Linked DNA regions of Homo sapiens: region 1 is linked to region 2. A link is an interaction called in ENCODE POLR2A ChIA-PET data of the cell type or tissue named here. Cell type or tissue: CD4-positive, alpha-beta T cell. All regions are shown on one strand. Each heading gives the region's core, and the rest is flanking DNA. Links, peaks and the distances in the headings are about the cores only.

Evidence for each region. Peaks named below come from ENCODE experiments on the same cell type or tissue, not always from the same donor. Only the 100,000 strongest peaks of a DNase experiment are listed, where the experiment ranks them.
Region 1: POLR2A ChIA-PET joins it to region 2 with 6 read pairs; 3 of 35 experiments call an interaction of 5 or more read pairs at or near these places.

Annotation. Positions count from the first base shown.
Region 1 is chr19:20,440,985-20,445,387 of GRCh38, reverse strand. All of the region lies in intron 1 of LOC105372317 (a long non-coding RNA gene), which reads right to left. It also overlaps the pseudogene BNIP3P23. Among named protein-coding and RNA genes, the nearest start is that of MIR1270, 44 kb to the right of the region's middle. In CD4-positive, alpha-beta T cell, for the core only: no CTCF peak of the experiment used is centred there; no DNase peak of the experiment used is centred there; H3K27ac peaks cover 437 bases.
Region 2 is chr19:20,349,181-20,353,583 of GRCh38, reverse strand. It overlaps the pseudogene BNIP3P20. Among named protein-coding and RNA genes, the nearest start is that of MIR1270, 48 kb to the left of the region's middle. In CD4-positive, alpha-beta T cell, for the core only: no CTCF peak of the experiment used is centred there; no DNase peak of the experiment used is centred there.

The DNA of each region.
Region 1 (4,403 bases), core at 215-4,214, 92 kb before region 2:
CAGAGGTTGCAGTGAGCCGAGACAGGGCCTTGGCACTCCATCTAGCCCAGGCAACAAGAGCAAAACTCTGCCTCAAAGAAAAGAAAAAAAAGCTGACACAACATAAATATAAGTAGACAGTTTATTTGGGTCAACTTAAGGATTGTAATCTGGGAGCAAAGATTCAAGTTGCCTGGAATCTACACTTTGATTAGTAGCAGTTAAAAGAGGATTTCTACAGACAAGAGAGAGACAGGGACTGGGATGATACAAAGTTGTTTTTCAGAAATTTTTATTTACAGAAATAACATTGATTATTGTTTAATTTATAGCTACTTGTGCCAATAGTGAACACTTTCAAGAGATGAATGCATAGTTCAAAGGGGGGAGAAATACATAACTGCACTTTCATTTTAATGTCTCTCTGAGTTTGATAACCAAAAGACTTGCATTTTTCAGATAAAATGGAACTTAAGATAAAAATCTCAAGACCTTGATTAAAAATTTGGAGCTGTAGATTTAAGGTCTGAATTGCTGGAGTCGCAGCAGGTTTTACCTGCACATTTGTGGGCATTTTAGCATGAGGAGGAAGGGGAAAGTGGAGATTCTCGTGTGTATATGTCTACTCAATGCACACATGTTACTCTGAATAAGTTTCTGGGCTTCATAGTATCTGAATCAGTTTCAGGTCTGAACATACAAGAGTCCATGAAAGAGGTAAAGTGACTGATTGCTGCCCTGTGAAGTTTGTAGAAATGTGGTCTAGCCTCTCTAGAAGTGACTGTAGAGGACTATAGATACCAAATAGGCAGAGACACAATTCTGCCTGTGTATTTAGGGGACAGCATGCACTTTGCTGCATAAGTATAAGTTGACTGGAAGCCTGAGAAGGAAAATCCCCTCTAGAGTAAATTCTGGTCGGCATTTTATGTGTTTATATCATGTCTGGTAATTCTAGACAGTGTTTGGAAACAATAGTTAACAGAAAAATCGGGCTGGGTGTGGTGGCTCACACCTGTACCACTGCACTCCAGCCTGGGCAACAGAGTGAGACTTCTGTCTCAAAAAAAAAAAAAAAAGAAAAAAAGAAAAAAGAAACAGAAAAAAAACGTTCTCCAGCCCCAAAGAAACTTCCCAGTAATAGAACAGAAAGAAAATGGTTTTATTACACAACTAAGCTTGAATGTAACAAGCATCATAGTCAATCTGTTTAACAGATCACAAAGACAGAAAGATGGTCACCATAATTAGTCCACAATTAGAAGAATTTACAGCACCATGTCATACATAGTTCATCCTAAATTCACCTGGAGATTGAAGAGGCCATCTGTGTATGCTAATTACTTATATTCAACGACAAATAAACTTTTCACATCTTCATAACAGGACGTAGTTTAGCAGCTTAAAGCCAGGTGCCTGCTGAAGGTAGGATTTCACTCTGCCTCAAAAATGGTTTAATAGTGTTCTATCTTTTTGGCTATTTACATTTTAGAGCAGTGGCTCTGTACTCCCTGGCACTGGGCTACAGAATTCCTGCTTGCTTTCTCCTGGTTGCTAGTGTTCTCTCTGGACCTCTATCATCTGCCACTGAGGCACAGCCCAGAGCACAGCTGACATTTTATGTGAATCTCATTTGCCACAGCAGCACTCTAGTGTCACATCAGAGAGCTAAGCCTAAGCTGCAGGAGGAGAGCCTGCAGGCCCCCTGGATAGAATTGAACCTTCACAATAATGGAAATGGGAGCAGTGTTTCAGGCTTAGTTTCTACTTTTAATTGTGACACGGAAAAAATACTGCTGAATTTCCAGCATGTCTCTAGATAGTGATAGCTCCAAAAGTTCTCACTGTGACAGCCCACTTTATTCAGACACCATGGGATACTAATAGGGCTTCTGAAACAGAAAAAGCATTGGAGAGAAAAACAGATCTCCATCTGAGCAAGATTATTTTGAGAGACGAAAGTTAAAAAGATCCTAAGAAAAAGCTCTGACAAGATGTAAGTTTAATCAAGTCAGTCAGAATATATTCCCTTAAAAGAAATTTCTCTGTAAACACCCAAAGTGCACAGCTACTCTCAGCATGAGAAACATGAGCAATATGAAGAAAGGTGGCAGAATTTCAGAAGAATTTTATAAAGTTTCTTTTCCATCTCTGCTGCTGTCTCATCTCCTAGCGATTGAATGGGGGTCCTATCTCTTTTTTACTCTCTCTCTTTTTGAATGTATTCAACAACTTTTACTTCGGTAATAGTGTATTGTCAACACTAAAGCTAATTTTAATAAAACCTTATAAATAAATCAAATTCATGATTTTTGGCCACTCCAGGTTTACATACATATTTTGTAATTTCTTCTAATATTTTTAACTCTACAATTTATTTTTATTCACTTTCTTTTTATTTTTTCTACTTGAAACAAACTTTAAGTAATTTCAAACTGTTATAGGAGATAGAAAGAAATCATTTTTGAGAGTCTGAGGTGGGTGGGTCACCTGACGTCAGGAGCTTGAGACCAGCCTGGCCAACATGGTGAAACCCTGTCTCTACTAAAAATACAAAAAAAAAAAAAAAAAAAAGAAATTATTTAGGGCACACTGGCGCACACCTGTAATCACAACATTTTAGGAGGCCAAGGTGGGCAGATCACTTGTGGTCAGGAGTTCAAGACCAGCCTGGCCAACATGGTGAAACCCCATTTCTACTAAAAATACAAAAAATTAGCTGGATGTTGTGGTGCATACCTGTAGTCCCAGCTACTCAGAAGGCTGAGGCAGGAGAATCGCTTGAACCCAGAGGGCAGAGTTGTGTAACTGTCCAAGGGGTTCACCTTGCCCATGGCCTAGACACAGCCAATTTATCAAGACAGAGGAATTTGTGGAGGAAAAGTTAAATATTAAATTTGAACTCATTTGAACGTGGACACAATCAATGATCAACAAGTCCTAGAACAGGTTGTGTGAGCCCCTTGAGGCTTTAATCCAGTGCTCTTTTGGAGAAATCTCTATTTAAATCTATTCCTATATATTAGTTGTTCAAAAACAATAGACAATTGTAAAAACAAGTTGACTTTTTTATGTTACTTGAGCCCATTCACGAACAGCCCTCATGACTGAACCTTAGGCCAAACAACTAGTTACAAAAGATCTAGGGTCCCAGACTGTGCCGAAGCTTCATGAGACCTGTCCTCATCTGTGCACAGACTAGTGGCTTACTCTGAAGCCCAGACTGTTGCTTCCCAGTCTGCTGGTGAATCCTCCATAGTCTGGTGGGCAATATATATATATATACACACACATACATATATCTTTTCCCTTCTCCTCTTCCCATTGCAATTTGCTTATTATATAAATCTGCTTATTACATTGATTTGCTTATTATATCATTTGCTTATTATATCTGCATTCCCATTTACATGGGATAAAACTTGTTGACCCTTAACGGTATTGTGTGTGTGTCTTTTCTTCTCCCCTTTCACGTTTCCCACACAGAACATTTTTGGCATCATAAACAGAATTCGAAAACAAAATTGTGCCGCTTTTTGGCCAGAAGGACAGGGATGGAAACTCGAGGAATTCCCATATCCAGGGATGGGAACTCCCCCAGTTTTCCTCTTTGGCGATTGAATGGTCCAGGGGAACTGGCCTTTGTGAGAATTGGGAATCTAAATTAGCGCAATTTAAAATTTGACTGTGCATGAAGTGCTGCAGGGGATTCCAGTCAGCAAAGGAGATGGTGATGGGATCTCCCAGAGTGGATGGTGTTTGCTTACTGCTTATAAGTTAATGTATCAAGATAGGGGATGGTTGCTACAAGAGAAACGTAAGATGGAAAAGGAAAATTCTAATCTGACTTCCAGACTGGCCCTGGCCCCATGTCAGGCCTGTGTCTTGACTGATAAGGCTCAGAAATATCTGCCTATTGATGAAAAAAGCAGCTGTCCCAGTGGCCCCATCAGGATAAAATTGAAGAACTAGGCAGCCGGGGTTTAGAGTGGGTAAAAACCCAGCTCCTATCTCAAGGATGGGAAATTAACCTTAGTAAAATTCAAGGACAGGCATCTAGTGTAAAATTCCTTTACATCCTATGGAATGCAGGGAAATCATCCATTTTACCAAAGGCTAAGATGAAATACTAGAATTTGCAACCCCTACCACTGAAAAGGAGGCCCAGAAATGTATTGGCTTGTTTGGATTCTGGAGACATGATATTCTCCACTTGAGTAACATTTTACAACCTCTGCATGCAGTCACTAGAAAACACGATGACTTTCACTGGAGAGAGAAAGAGAGCATGGCTTCTGAACAAGCTAAACAAGCAAGTCAACTGGCCCTGGATCCATAGCCCTTATGGGATATGCCAGTAGAACTGCAAGTAACTATCCTAAATCAACATGCTAATTGGAGCCTTAGGCAGAAACAAGATGGGA
Region 2 (4,403 bases), core at 333-4,332:
TCCAGCCTGGGCGACAGAGCGAGACTCCGTCTCGAAACAAACAAACAAAAAAAAAAAAGTTCCAAAAAAAGTTTTGCTATTCCCTCTTTTGTTGAGGGATCTAGATTATATATAGATATTTTTCTCTGCTTTTGGAAATATATGTAAATCATATTAACAACTAAATAAGACTTTTGTCATTTTTTCTGTCTTCAGATTATCTGATAATTCAGATTTATTGCTTTGTTTTCGGTTCTGAAAAGTTTATTTTTTTCATTTTTAGTCCTTTAAAGTAGACAGATTTGTTTAGATAAGAGCTCATTTTAAGAGCACACAGAGGGGGGAGGGGGGAGGGATAGCATTAGGAGATATACCAAATGCTAAATGACGAGTTAATGGGTGCAGCACACCAGCATGGCACGTGTATACACATGTAACTAACCTGCACATTGTGCACATGTATCCTAAAACTTAAAGTATAATAATAATTAAAAAAAAGAGCACACAGAAGCTTAGCACAAAGATAAGATTAAATTTAGCAATACAGAATGATAAAGACTAAAAGATACTATATTTCTTTGACAGAAACCTGAAAATCCAAGGTAATTATCCAATATTTGCAGGCTGAAGTGCTTATACTGCAAAAGCAAAAACAGTTCAGGGTATAAACTAAACAGTGGAGTCTGTAGTTGTATCTTGCTTTCTATTTATTACTTCATAACAATTAGCATAATTATGTGTAATGTTTGTGGACAATCTGCATTCATGTACATTAAACTGTATTTTCTCTTTTATTTTGAGACAGAGTCTCACTCTGTTGCCCAGGCTGGAGTGCAGTGGTGTGATCTCAGCTCACTGCAACCACTGCCTCCCAGGTTGAAGTGATTCTCCTGCCTCAGCCTCCCAAGTAGCTGGAATTATACGCATGCCTCACCCTGCATGACTAAGTTTTTGTATTTATAGTAGAAATGGGGTGTTACCATGTTCACCACCTTGATCTTGAACTCTTGACCTCAGGTGATCCACCCTCCTCAGCCTCTTAAGTGCTGGGATTACAGGCATAAGCCAGAAACAGTATTTTCTACAATAGTACCAATACAAAGCTGCACTACTTACTTTGAATGAATCACTTAAATGGTTATTTTAATATTGTTATTTATACTTTTGAAATATAAAATGTTTTAACTGAAGTTTTAATTTTTTAAATGCTATCTACATTAACACTAGTTCATTAAAATTATTTATACTTTGATATTTATATTTAATATCCAAAGGAACTTTACTACCAAATTGTTACAGTAAGTAGATATTAGTGTGACATGTTTGTTACTTTATTCAATAGAGATAATTTTGAGTAAACACTATTTTAGTATATTTTATTTCACTAAATTGGTATGCTGCTATTGCAGGACAAATAAGGTTAGGTGATGTGGCCATGCAAAAACCATAATAGCTCTTCAGTTAGCTGTGTTGCAAGTTCTAACATATTCCACTATATGAACACAGTCAGATTCTATTTCTTCATCAGAAAGTGTTGTTGGAAGTTGTCAAATATATTTCAACGTAGAACCCCCATTCAATGGCTAGGAGATGAGAGAACAGCAGAGATAGAAAAGAAACTTTATAAAATTCTTCTGAAAATCTGCCCCCTTTCTTCATAATGCTCATGTTTCTCATGTTGAGAGTAGCTGTACACTTTAGGTGTTTAGAGAGAAATTTCTTTTAGGGGAATATTTTCTATCTGACATAATCAATGTTATATGTAGTCTGAGATTTTTCTTAAGATCATTTTAACTTTTTTCTCTCAGAACCATCTTGCTCCGACGGAGATCTGTTTTTCTCTCCAGTGCTTTGGGTCTCTGTTTCAGAAGCCTTATTCATAACCCTTGATTTTGGAATAAGCTGGGCTGTCACAGTGAGAACTTCTGGAGCTATCTCTATCTGGATTCATGCTGGAAAATCAGCAGTATTTTTCCCTGGTCACCATTATAAGTAGAAATGGGCTGAAACACTGCTCTCATTTCCATTATTGTGAATGTGTCATTCTACCCAGGAGGCCTGCAGGCTCTCCTCCTGCAGCTCAGGCTTCCCTCTCTGATGTGACACTAGAGTGCTGCTGTGGCAAATAGACTTCACATAAAATGTGAGCTGTGCTCTGGGCTGTTCCTCAGTGACAGATGGTAGAAGTCAAGAGGACACTAGCAACCAGGTGAAATCAAGCAGGAGTGCTGTAGCCCAGTGCCAGGGAGTACAGAACCACTGCTCTAAAATATAAATAGCCAAAAACATAGAACCCTATTCAACCATTTTTGTAGCAGAGTGAAAGCCTAGCTTCATCAGGTACCTGGCTTCAAGGTGCTAAACTACCTCCTGTTATGAAGATGTGAAAAGATTATTTATCATTGAATATAAGCAATTAGCATACACAGATGACCTCTTCAATCTCCAGGTGAATTTAGAATGAACTATGTATGACATGGTGCTGTAAATTCTACTTGTGGACTAATTATGATGTCCGTCTTTTTATTATTGCAGTCTGTTAAGCAGATTGACTATGATGCATGTCACATTCAAGTTTAATTGTGTAATAAAACCATTTTCTTTCTGTTCTATTGTGGCATTCTTCTGGGGATGGAGAAAACTTTTCTTTTAATTATTGTTTCAAAACACTGTCTAGAATTACCAGACATAATATAAACACATAAGGTGCCAACCAGAATTTACTCCAGAGGAGACTCCCTCTCAGGCTTCTAGTGAACTCACAGTTGTGCAGCACAGTGCATGCTGTCCCATAAATATGCAGGAAGAATTGTGTCTCTGCCTATTTGGTATCTATAGTCCTCTACAGTCACTTCTAGAGAGGCTAGATCAGATTTCTATAAATTTCACAATACAGTAATCAGTCATTTTACCTCTTTCACTGACTCTTGTATCTTCAGATCTGAAACTGATTCAGAGATCATGGGACCCACAAATCCAATTAAAGTAACGTGTGCATTGAGTAGACATGTAGACAAGAGGATCTCTACTTTCTTCTTCCTCCTCTTGCTAAAATGCTCACAAATTTGCAGGTAACACGTGCTGCTACTTCAGACATTCAGGCCCTAAATCTGCAGCTCCAAATTTTGAATCCCAGTCTTGAGATTGGGAAATAAAAAACGTTTATCTGAAAAATGCAAGTTCTTTTGGTTATCAAACTCAGACATTAAAATGAAAGTGCAGTTATGTCTTTCTCCCCCCTTTGAACTATGTATTTATCTCTTGAAACTGTTCACTATTGCCACAAGTAGCCATAAAATAAACTAATAATGCTGCCTTGGACCCTATATCCCATACCCTAAACCATAACCATATATTTCTAATCAATAATCAAAGTCATTTCTGTAAATAAATAAAATTTTCTGAAAAACAACTTTGTGTCAGCCCACTCTCTCTCTTTCTCTTGTTGTCTTTACAAATCTTCTTGTAACTGCTGCTAATCAAAGTGTAGATTTAAGGCAACTTGAATATTTGCTCCCAGTTTATAATCTAAAGTTGACCCAAATAAACTGTCTACTTACATTCATGTTACATCAGCTTTTTTTTTTTCCATTTAGACTTATTTAGAATGTGCTAGAGCAGCCTCTATGAGGGGATCCCTCCTTTGTACTCCACTTACTGTAACACCATAGGATGCAGAGCCAGGTTGATCCTACCTAGAATCTGCAGATAAGGTCTGCCCTCTGCCTGGAATTTACAAAAAAGGTCTGGACTTTGGACGGAGATGTACAGAAAACTAACAAAAGGCATTTTCTGCACTGTGAGATGTCAGTCTTGACATCTTAAGCTCCCATTTGGGAGTGTGGCATTTTGAGATTTTTCACATTTTGTTCATTGCCCTGCTACAGTGATGTGAGAGGATCCAGGAGGAAATAGAATGTGATGGCAGAATCTGTAAGTGTAAATAAGCATCTTAGGCATGAGAGATCGAGGCCACAAAGTATCCAGAACCATGATCACAACTAAATTTACCTGTAAAATGTGATACTGGAGTAGAGCATTTTTGTTCTTTCTTTTACCCAAGAGCTAGCAAATCAGGACGGGTGATCCAGGTTTTTGAGCTCCACCAAGGCAGTTCCATTTTTTATTTAGAATCGGCCTGAGTCTCTCCAACCTGGCTTATCACTGGGCCATCAGCCCCAGGTCAATGGGAATTCTCTCAGTCACCTAGGTGTCTTTGAAGCATTTGAGGATGTCCAGAGCAGACAAGAGTGATTACTTCTGCTTCTGTCTCAGTGTAAGAGAAATGAGTCATCCTGTGTTTGTTCATCCCCTCATATAAAAGATGTCTTTGGTTGGTACCCAGATGAGTTTCTCTAGTTTCCTGGTACTGGGATGATAAACAAGGAGAAGATCTGGAGACCCAAACAGATAAACTAGTAGCT